2 separate regions of the Homo sapiens genome follow, and region 1 is linked to region 2. The links are chromatin contacts, found by Hi-C or POLR2A ChIA-PET in ENCODE. All regions are on one chromosome and are shown on one strand. Each heading gives the region's core, a stretch centred on a gene start or an enhancer-like site at or near the end of the contact. The rest is flanking DNA. Distances are from core to core; before and after follow the strand shown.

Region 1 (5,589 bases), core at 1,970-4,469, 980 kb after region 2:
GCCAAAGAGGGTAGACAAATCACGCAAATGCATGAGAATCCTGATGGTTCCTTACACATTACCCTTCCTGAAGTATGTTTGCCTTCTCTCAATTTGGTTCTCTTCAAGTAACACATCCATAGATTTGGAATTTTGGGGGCATGTGGGAAGGAATGATCTGGTGAATGAAGCAATCAATAGAGTTGCAAATGCTCATTTTACAAATATTTAAGTACTTGCCACTGTGGGGAATCAAGGTTATACAAGAAAATGATCCCTGGTGGGGCACAATGGTTCATGTCTGTAATCCCAGCACTTTGGGAGGCTCAGGGGGGAAGATCACTTGAGCTCAGGAGTTTGAGACCATCCTGAGCAACACAGGGAGACATCCATCCCTGGAAAAAAAAAATTTTTTTTAATTAGCCAGGCCTGGTGGCTTAAGCCTGTAGTCCCAGCTACTTGGAAGGCTGAGGTAGGAGGATCGCTTGAGCCTGGGAGGTCAAGGCTGCAGTGAGCCATGATTGGCCCATGGCACCCCAGCCTGGGTGACAGAGCAAGACCCTGAGGAAGGAAGGAAGGAAGGAAGGAAGGAGGGAGGGAGGGAGGGAGGGAGGGAGGGAAGGAAGAGAGAGAGAGAGAGAAAGAAAGAAAGAGAAAGAAAGGAAAGAAGGAAAGAAAGGAAAGGAGGAAGGAAGGATGGAAGGACAGAAGGAAGGAAGGGAAAGAAAGAAAGAGGGAAGGAAGGAAGAAAGAAAAAGAAAAGCAAGGAAAGAAAGAAGGAAAGAAAAGAAAGAAAGGAAAGGAGGAAGGGAGGAAGGAAGGATGGAAGGAAGGGAAAGAAAGAAGGAAGGAAGGAAGAAAGAAAGAAAAGAAAAGCAAGGAAAGAAAGGAAAGAAGGAAAGAAAAGAAAGAAAGGAAAGAAGGAAGGGAGGAAAGAAGGAAGGAAGGAAAGAAAAGAAAGGAAAGAAAGAAAGAAAAAAGAAAGAAGGAAGGAAGGAAAGAAAGAAAAAGAAAGAAAGAAAGAAAGAAAGAAGAGAAAGAAAGAAAGAAGAGAAAGAAAGAAAGAAGAAAGAAAGAAAGAAAGAAAGAAAGAAAGAAAGAAAGAAAGAAAGAAAGAAAAGAAAGAAAGAAAGAAAGAAAGAAAGAATCCCTGTTTGAAAATATTACCTAGTAAGGGATAGAGGACTCTGTATTACACAATGAAAAGTGAAAAATGCCAGAGAAAAAATTAAATGAATATGCTATTCCCCTATGACACAGGACAGAGCCAGAGATGGGAAGTGAAGGGCAAATGAGGGTGATGAGCCACTCCTTCCGAGCCAACTCGTCCTATCGCACTTGCTCTGAGCAGAGTGTTCCAAACACTTTATCAAAAATAATACGTTATTGAAGTTCAGAGAAAGAATAACCTCTTATCAGATATAGCAAAGAAGGATTCTTGGAAAGGAGACATCTAAAGTTCGACTTTGAAAGATTGGTAAGATTTAAACATGAAGGTTTCAGGCAGAAGAAGCCACCTTAGTCAAAGGAGTGAGGCAGAAAATTACAAAGTAAGTCAAGGAAAGGAGAAAAAGTTGATGTTCACATAAGTGAAGGGAAGATATTACATAAAGTGGCAGATGGCTTTAAAATGCCTGGCTCACGAGTTTAGAATTGACTTGGTAGGCAGTGGGAAGCTATTGAAAACTTTTAAGCAGGAGAGGAACATGATGTGAATTACACTTTGAGAGGGTGAAATTGTTTAAAATAGTGTTTAAGATAGATTGGGTTGGAAAGAGAAGGAAGTCTCTGGAACTGTGCTCAAAGCTTAGTGTTCAGTGGCCCAGCCCAGCTCACAGACCCGTTTTATTTGGCACAAAGACTATTGGTCAATATTTAATAATCCCATAAAATGTTAGATTTCTGGTTTCTCTCTAAAACAGTAAAATGATCAGACAATGTTGGGCTGCCATTTCCCTGTGACAATAAAGCTACAAGAATTGAGTAGCAGCTGCCACCTTCAGATGGACTACATATTTTCCATTTCCCAAGTCCCATGCACCCCCTCTTGTCTTCCTAACACAAAGGCCATGTGTCAGCTGCCAGTCATCCCTGCCTGTGTTGGGAGAGTGTCGTTTTCTTACTTCGGGCCCCCTTCGTTAATTTCTGTGGCCTCCCTGGCCCTTGAGGGCAATTTGCATTTGTGAATGTGAGTCCAGAGGTAGGGAAAACAGTCAGACGTGAAGTGATTGGGGCTTTCATCAGGGATTAGAGCATAGGAATGAAAAAGGGCATGTGCAGGAAATATTTGTCCTGTGCTTTTACAGATCTCAACCAACTTTAGCACACAACATGAGAAGCGCTAACAACATGGACAAAAAGCTTATAATTATAAAGATTTTTACTGCATTTCCTCCGAAAAGTAACTGTAATGTATTCAAAAAGTTATTCTTCTGTGTTCTTTTATAAATGTTTGTAGAGTAATGAATGCTGTTATAAATATTATATCAAGTTCTTAGAAAATCATTCATGACTCAGTTTCTCCAGCTATAAATTGTAATTGCCAATGAATTACCCCATAGTAAATTGTGTTTTTTTCAGGCATGAGATGTGTTTCAGTCAATTGGTGAGGATCATTAGTAAAAGGGCAAAATTGGTTCAGGGGTAGCTAGAATTCTATTCTTTTATATATAAAACACAGATACAGATAATATTATATAAATAGATATACGGTGTATCTGGAGTATTAAAATTTCATGGTGGGAGGAGACATTCAGGAAAAAAATGTTCAAAAAGCTCCTTGGGGGAGTGACAATGAAAAGAAATTTTTAAGAAATACTGAGCTAGCGAGGACAGGCATTGTGCAAATCATTCATTTTTGTCTCATTTCAAGTTGCCAGCCAGTTAATGCCAATGTAGACTCTAAACAGTCCGAATTTGGCTCGCCTAACATTTGCTAGAGACAAAGCCTCAGCTGCATCCCTGACGTTGTACAATCAGACCACGCAAAATCTAACAAACCCATTGCTCCTTCACAAGGGAAATATCAACAAAAATACAAATACCGTTGCTCAAAACCAACAAGAAAACACAACCATTGGAGCAAATTTCCAGAATAGGCTTTGCGTCATTGCACAAGCAGTACTTCTTAGTCTAAAACATCTTGCTCTGGGAACTGAACACTACAGCCAAGAAAACATCAGACATTTGGAGAAGAGCGGCGTTTGGCTAATAACAGCAAAGTGACCTCACCCATGAGAAGGCCCAAGTATAAACTTCTGTCTTGGTGAATAAGACGCAGCCTGCAAGTCAAATGCACAGAAATATAAAGTTCAGCTGCACCTCACTTGGACAAGAGATCTGTACACCAGGCGATTTGATACATTGGGTTCTGTGTCTATCCCAAGGTGAGGTCAGAATGAAAGAGTAGCTACATAGCTCATGCGGTTATTACCCAGCCAACCCAAATTCTCCCAAACTCAATGAGGGCTCTGTCTGAGAAAAGACAACGGCATAAAACTCAAGGAATTTATGTGAGCAGCTGCTGTGTTTGCATAGCTTGACTAAAGGGATATGTTTCACCCCTCTGCCTAAAAATCGTCATTCTTCACATATAGTATTAGCAGTTCATGTGAAAAGAGGAGGCGTTCTATATCCTATTACAGAGGTTCCTTGACACAATCTTCAACAATATTCAGCTTTCTTTCTTTTTTTTATTTTATTATTATTATGCTTTAAGTTTTAGGGTACATGTGCACGATGTGCAGGTTAGTTACATATGCATACATGTGCCATGCTGGTGTGCTGCAGCCATTAACTCGTCATTTAGCATTAGGTATATCTCCCAGTGCTATCCCTCCCCCCTCCCCGCACCCCACAACAGTCCCCAGAGTGTGCTCTTCCCCTTCCTGTGTCCATATGTTCTCATTGTTCAGTTCCCACCTATGAGTGAGAATATGCGGTGTTTGGTTTTTTGTTCTTGCGATAGTTTACTGAGAATGATGATTTCCAATTTCATCCACGTCCCTATAAAGGACATGAACTCATCATTTTTTATGGCTGCTAGTATTCCATGGTGTATATGTGCCACATTTTCTTAATCCAGTCTATCATTGTTGGACATTTGGGTTGGTTCCAAGTCTTTGCTATTGTGAATAATGCCACAATAAACATACGTGTGCATGTGTCTTTATAGCAGCATGATTTATAGTCCTTTGGGTATATACCCAGTAATGGGATGGCTGGGTCAAATGGTATTTCTAGTTCTAGATCCCTGAGAAATCACCACACTGACTTCCACAAGGGTTGAACTAGTTTACAGTCCCACCAACAGTGTAAAATTGTTCCTATTTCTCCACATCCTCTCCAGCACCTGTTGTTTCCTGACTTTTTAATGATTGCCATTCTAACTGGTGTGAGATGGTATCTCATTGTGGTTTTGATTTGCATTTCTCTGATGGCCAGTGATGGTGAGCATTTTTTCATGTGTTTTTTGGCTGCATAAATATCTTCTTTTGAGAAGTGTCTGTTCATGTCCTTCACCCACTTTTTGATGGGGTTGTTTGTTTTTTTTCTTGTAAATTTGTTTGAGTTCATTGTAGATTCTGGATATTAGCCCTTTGTCAGATGAGTAGGTGGCGAAAATTTTCTCCCATTTTGTAGGTTGCCTGTTGAGAAAAACAAGCAATGGGGAAAGGATTCCCTATTTAATAAATGGTGCTGGGAAAACTGGCTAGCCATATGTAGAAAGCTGAAACTGGATCCCTTCCTTACACCTTACACAAAAATTAATTCAAGATGGATTAAAGACTTAAACGTTAAACCTAAAACCATAAAAACCCTAGAAGAAAACCTAGGCATTACCATTCAGGACATAGGCATGGGCAAGGACTTCATGTCTAAAACACCAAAAGCAATGGCAACAAAAGCCAAAATTGACAAATGGGATCTAATTAAACTAAAGAGCTTCTGCACAGCAAAAGAAACTACCATCAGAGTGAATATTCAGCTTTCTTATTGGCCTTCATCATCATCGCCATTATTATCATATATTGAACCCCAGTCTAGTCATGAATTGGGCAAAGCACTATGCAAACATCATCTCTTTTCCTCGCAGCTACCCTATTAGACAGGTTTTATTATCATCCTTATTGGACACATAAGGATAATGAGACACAGAGAGAGAGGTTAAGTAACTTGCCCAACATCACACAGCTAGGAAGCATCAGAGCTGGAACTTGAATTCAGGTCTTTCTGACTCATCAATTTTCTGCTATACTTCCTCCAGTGACAGCAAGGATTTTAAATACACTTTCCTTCCTTACAGGGCTTGATTGGTGTAATTTAGCTTGAGGAATAGAACTTATTTCTGGTAGTATTCAGTGGCATCAGTGATTAGCAAAACCCTCCAGGCCTTTTTTATGTCTTATGATAGCCTAGCACCTGATAGGGAGGTAGCATGAAGGATTAAAGGGTTAAGAAAACAACAGGCAGTGAACTTCAACTCCAAATGTCCTTCAATTTAGAATGTACCAATTCTGAATCAAAGTAATGGATATACATAACTCTTTGGGCCTGGAACTCAGACGCACATGTCTAGCACTCTGGCAATAAACCTGGCAGTCCATGTTC
Region 2 (5,387 bases), core at 460-2,959:
CCCCTACCCAACAAGCGCCAAGGGTTGGGCCCACTCAGCGCTTGCAGAAGTCAAGCGCTGTTTCTCCTTAAGCAGAAACTTATCTTTCCTACAGCTCACCCCTTCCCTTGAGCCCAAAGTATCAACTGACTTCAACTGAAAAATTAATTCCTGCTACTGCCCTAGTCGGAAATAGTGTGAAGGTGACATAGGAACTTTACAGTAGTTTCCCTTGAGGGTATGTCCCGATAACTGCCCTATTCTCTAGTCCGTTAGTAACTCTAATAACGGAAAGTTATGACTGTGAAAGATTGCTTTGTGAGGGAAGGAAGGTGAGGCAACCAGAGACTTTCATTATCTCTTAAATATCTATCCAGTAGAAGTGTTTCCTTTTTGGTATCCTATAAACTACATTAACCTTAGAAAATCTTCTGAGCATTAGTGAACAAAGAACATCAAAAAATAAACTGTTTTTTTTAAAAAAAACAGGATGGCCCAAAAAACAAACAAAAAATTAGGATGAACATATAAACATTTGTCAGTTTATTTTTACATTGGAGTGGAAGAGAAATTTGAAAATATAAACATATTTTTGGATTCTGTACTTCCAGCTCCAGGAACTCAAAGTGTGAAATGATAATGCCCAGTGATGCAAAAAAAAAGTTCAGGTTGATATTCAGCAGAACGGAGGGAAAAAATGGATGACTAATGAGAATCTTTGAGTCTTCGGACATGGAAAAACTAGATGAACTAAAAATAAAAATAGACAACATTAATGGAGCATTAATTTGTGCCAGGCACTTTTCTAAATGTTCTTCGAATGCACAATCACATTTATGCCCTACCTACAAGGTAGGTACAATTATTAGTCTTATACAGATAAGGAAAATGAGCAGTTAAGTCATTTGCCAAAGTCATCCAGCTACTAATTGTGGACAGGGAACCAAGCTGTCAGGCCCCAGAGCCCAAGTTCCCATCTACTACACTGTAAGAAAGAGATCTAACATGGTCACTTTCTTGGAGAGTGGGAAGCAAACCTGGGATACAAATTCACTGAATGGATCACCCACTCATTGAATGGATCTTTAACAGGCAGATCACATCTGCCTGTTACACAGCTATTTAGGCCCCTTGCGGCCTCCAAGCTCATTTATAGAAGTAAATTAGCTGTGCTTTATTACGCAAATACTTCACAATGACTGGGTCTCAGGCAGGAAGAATTTATATATTTTGGAGGGTCAGAGGCCTAGGCCCTTCCTTCCAGGTTCTCACTTTTTTTAATGAGAGAGAAAAAAGCCAAACAAGGTTACAGAAACTAATGGTATAGTAAAGATGTACATGAAACAAATGAGCGCTTTCAATACATCCATGACAATACATTCGGTACAATACATAACAGTGTGTTTGAAACTTCACTTGGAGGTAACCACGTAGGTCCAAGCCTAACTCCCTACAACTCTGAGGCCTGGCCACTGGCTTCCTAGCATCCTTGGACAGGCCCCGGTGAAAACCCAGACACCTTGACTTAAACACTGGTTTAGTTTGTAGTCTGGTAAGGCGGCGGGGCACTCACCAGAGGCCTCTGCCCTGGGGCTGTCCTCCGGACTATAGATGACGCCCGTGGGAAAAGCAGTCGGAGCAGAAGCACCCTCGGAACCAAAGCGCCCGCCCCGCCTACTCCTCGGCAGCGTTTCCTGGAGGACCAGGGGGCGGGGCCTGCCCGGCTGGCCTGGACGAACGGGAAGCCGGGAGCTCGGCCACGGGTGGCGAGGCTGCGGTGAGGCCTGGTCTCCGGCTGCCAGACCATGCTGAGTGGAGCACGCTGCAGGCTCGCCTCAGCGCTGCGGGGAACGCGCGCGCCGCCGTCCGCGGTCGCCCGTAGGTGCCTGCACGCGTCGGGGTCGCGGCCTTTGGCCGACCGGGGCAAGAAGACTGAGGAGCCGCCCCGCGACTTCGATCCGGCGCTGCTGGAGTTCCTGGTGTGCCCGCTCTCCAAGAAGCCGCTCAGGTAACTCGCTGGCCTTGGCCCTTCCTTTGCAGCCTCCCGGTGGGCGGAAAGGGAGCGGTGGACCGCGGCCTCTTGCAGCCACTGGGGCCTTGTAGGTCGGTCAGGTACTCTCCGCTGCCACATTCTGGACTCTGTCCTCGCCGGGCGCACAGCGGGCAGGACGGGGGAGACCGGAGGCCAGGGGAGCTGCGTCCCACATCTCCCAGAACGCAACGCCAGCCTGCGGGAATGGCTCGAAGCGTTTTAGGGTTCGCGACCGGCTGCGCATTGCAATCACCCGGGGACCGTTTTAAAAATGCCGATTCCCCGACAGCCCCCAAGACGGGCAGACTTGGAATGCTCGCGGGATGGGACCTGAACATTTGTATTTTCTTTTCCTTTTTTTTTTTCCTTTTAAGAGACAGGGTGCCCCCTACGTTGCCCAGACTGGCCTAGAACTCCCGCCTCAGCCTCCTCAGGAGTCGAGAGACAGGCGCCGCCCCCACGCCCAGCTTATCTGTGTTCTTAAACGGTCCCTAAATGATTTCTAATGTACCACCAGGTTTATGAACCACTGCGATTCAGGACAAGTCCGAAGCCTTCCGGTTTTTAAGCCAAGATAATGAAAAGTATTGTTGTACCCTCCAGATTCTTGTGAAAGTGTCTTGTACAACTGGTGCCTGACAATCTTAAGCAATTCAGCTGTGTTTGCTGCCCAGTGGCTCTTAGTTGTGGCCTAGCAGGTTTCGTAGAAGCCTCTTTAACTAGTTTTTGGGAAGACAGCTCTACAGTTTCCAAGCTACCAAAATTGAATATTGACAACACTAACGCTAGTATTACAAATCGCATAAACACCAAAATGTTATCAGTGGTTATCTTTGAATGGTAGATTGCTAGCAATTTTTCGTATTTCTTTTTCCCGTAATAAACATATTATTCAATTTTCTCGAACCTTGAAATTATCATTTGATTTACGTTTATAACTAGCTCACTGCAGACTTAGTGCTTTCGAAAGTTTCTTCATTTCTGCCCTCTCACCTTTTCCAGTGATTTCCTTCTAATGGATTAGTTAAGTTTCTCTACTTAGCATTTATTCTAAAATGAAGAAGTTGATTTTTCTCTAGTGTTTATTCCAGTAGTAAATTAACAGGGATGGTTTGGGGGTTGACCAAAGTAATGAAGGAATATTTGGATAAGAGAGGGGGATCTTTTCTGACTAGTATGAAAAAAAATTAAGGAATAACTTGTGAATAAGGTGAAAAAGAGAATATGAGAGAAACTACTAAAATGGGAATAATTATAGATTGTAAGAGAATTTTTCTAAGATAAAAGGTTGAATTGGCTATTGTTGCTTTTAGAATTAAAGAAGACTATTCTGGGATTAACTCCGTACCAAAAATTGGATAAATGGTGGTATTTGTTGAAAATCAGGCTCTTCAAGCATTTTATTTTCCCACAACTCATTTTGTTCTTTTTTTTTCCACCTCAGATATGAAGCATCAACAAACGAATTGATTAATGAAGAGTTGGGAATAGCTTATCCAATCATTGATGGGATCCCTAATATGATACCACAGGCAGCTAGGATGACACGTCAAAGTAAGAAGCAAGAAGAAGTGGAGCAGCGCTAGTTCATAATTTAAAAAAATTAAAAAAACGCAACAGCCAACTTTTCTTAATACCATATACCTTTTAAAACACAGTGGCAGGTAATAAGTGGAAGAGAAGAATGTTTCTGTCTCTTCCTACGTTGACTGTTCTTATTCCACTGGTTTCTTTAGCAGGACTGTTCTACTCAGCCTCTGTGGAAGAAAACTTCCCACAGGGCTGCACTAGCACAGCCAGCCTTTGCTTTTACAGCCTGCTCTTGCCTATTACCATACCAGTGTATGTATTCTTCCACCTTTGGACTTGGATGGGTATTAAACTCTTCAGGCATAATTGATGCAACTAGAGTCAATATGCTGTATATATTAATGATAGCTCTTGGGCATCGATCTCTGAAAGCTCAAATGGATGGAATTTAGTTTGCGGGAAAGAGGCTTTGCTTTGCGCATATCAGGCTTAGGACTGTGGGAGGCTTAAGTTGCAGATGCTTCTTTTATTGTACTCTTGTTCTGCCCTTGTTTTTTGAAGGCTCTGACTTATAACTGCTGTATCAGAAGAAACATTTTGACAGTGTCTTGGTTGGAGATGAACATCCCTAATTGACATGTGATGACTATTTCTTATTCCATTCATCTAAGAGTCATTGAAATTTTGTTTTGCTTGTTTGTTTAGCTTCAAGGTCTTTGGTAAAGTCACATGTTAAGGATGACTGAAATAATTCCAAAGGAGTGATGTTGGAATAGTCCCTCTAAGGGAGAGAAATGCATTTGAACGAATGTGATATAAAACCACATAATCAAATAGAAACTTCATGTACTTACAAAAACTGAGTTTGTAAAATTACCTTCATTTCTTTGACATTAAATGCTTATATTAGCAATAAACATGTTGACACTTTCCTATAAAAAATAAACCAGTTTGCAGTAGTCGTTTGTTTGTTTGGTCACAGAAGTGTTAATGATACTAAGGGAAGTTGTAAAACTGCACTAAATGTAGTTGTGTTTAGAGAGGTACTTAATACCCAAAACAGAATCATTTCCTGGGAAAGTGAGGGGTGGGAAGACTTGCAAGTAGTGGATTGTACCCTGTTGAGCTTAGAGCCATATTTGAGCCACATTTCAGTTTATTTTCCCAGGATGCCGAATAACACCACTAAGGGCATGAGCATTGACACGTTAATGGCCCCTGATTTTCTAGAACTTTCAACAAGACTAATCAAGCATAGTACAATACTTCTGAAATATAGTGTGTTTCAGTAGTTAACCCAAAGAAACCTAAGAACTGAATACAAACTTTATTTTTATTGGAATCTTATGTTAACAGAAACCTTAAACAGTGATTCTTCTGCATCAAAAAATTAAAACATGTTAGATGTGTTTTCTTTTGAATTCAAGGTATACTGTAGTACAAACAACATGTTAAAATTACCCTATGGCAACATACAGATAACCTGAAAGACTACAGGTTCCCAGGTATTTCCTGAAGAGTTGTTCTTTTCAATTAACCCTAAATCTCACACTTAACCAAGTCAGGGAAAAGGAAACAATTCTGAAAAACAAGTACATACTATATCTCAAGAAGTCAATTTCAATTTCAGCATTTGGAAGTTGAGTGTTTTACTATTTCAGGAAACACTGACAAGAATGCCCTGGGGGGGTTTAGTATTTAACACCATCCCCTCACTAATAGAATTTATTTAGCAATCAGTTGTTACAGTATAAACATATACCAGGTACAATTATAAACACAGTGCTGTGTCTTCAATCGTATAACCCTAAAGAGTAGGTAATATTGGCACCATTTTACAGATAAG

What was found. A loop is a pair of places that touch in the nucleus more often than their neighbours do. ChIA-PET counts read pairs that join two places held with the same protein, here RNA polymerase II (POLR2A). Pooled maps may share reads with other maps.
Region 1: a map of sigmoid colon shows a loop between it and region 2 (4-fold over the local background). The contact joins the enhancer-like site here to the promoter of PIGY in region 2. A Hi-C loop is called at or near these places in 1 of 168 maps with a recorded cell type or tissue (sigmoid colon) and 6 of 50 pooled maps. POLR2A ChIA-PET finds 5 or more read pairs at or near these places in 1 of 52 experiments (HEK293T).

Annotation. Positions count from the first base shown.
Region 1 is chr4:87,538,186-87,543,774 of GRCh38, reverse strand. No RefSeq gene overlaps it. Among named protein-coding and RNA genes, the nearest start is that of SPARCL1, 12 kb to the right of the region's middle. Within about 2 kb of position 3,219, at least 6 of the 41 ENCODE cell types and tissues checked have a DNase peak (open chromatin) inside an H3K27ac peak, as active enhancers do.
Region 2 is chr4:88,520,098-88,525,484 of GRCh38, reverse strand. PIGY (phosphatidylinositol glycan anchor biosynthesis class Y) reads left to right here and starts at 1,709. Exons shown (of 2, transcript NM_001042616.3): 1 at 1,709-1,987; 2 at 3,456-4,487. The coding sequence starts at 3,696. The coding sequence ends at 3,911. PYURF (PIGY upstream open reading frame) reads left to right here and starts at 1,709. Exons shown (of 2, transcript NM_032906.5): 1 at 1,709-1,987; 2 at 3,456-4,487. The coding sequence starts at 1,785. The coding sequence ends at 3,597. It overlaps PIGY-DT (PIGY divergent transcript), which reads right to left and starts at 1,675. Exons shown (of 2, transcript NR_134663.1): 1 at 1,553-1,675; 2 at 494-720. It also overlaps a transcript of HERC3 not described here. RefSeq lists an enhancer at 2,352-2,411.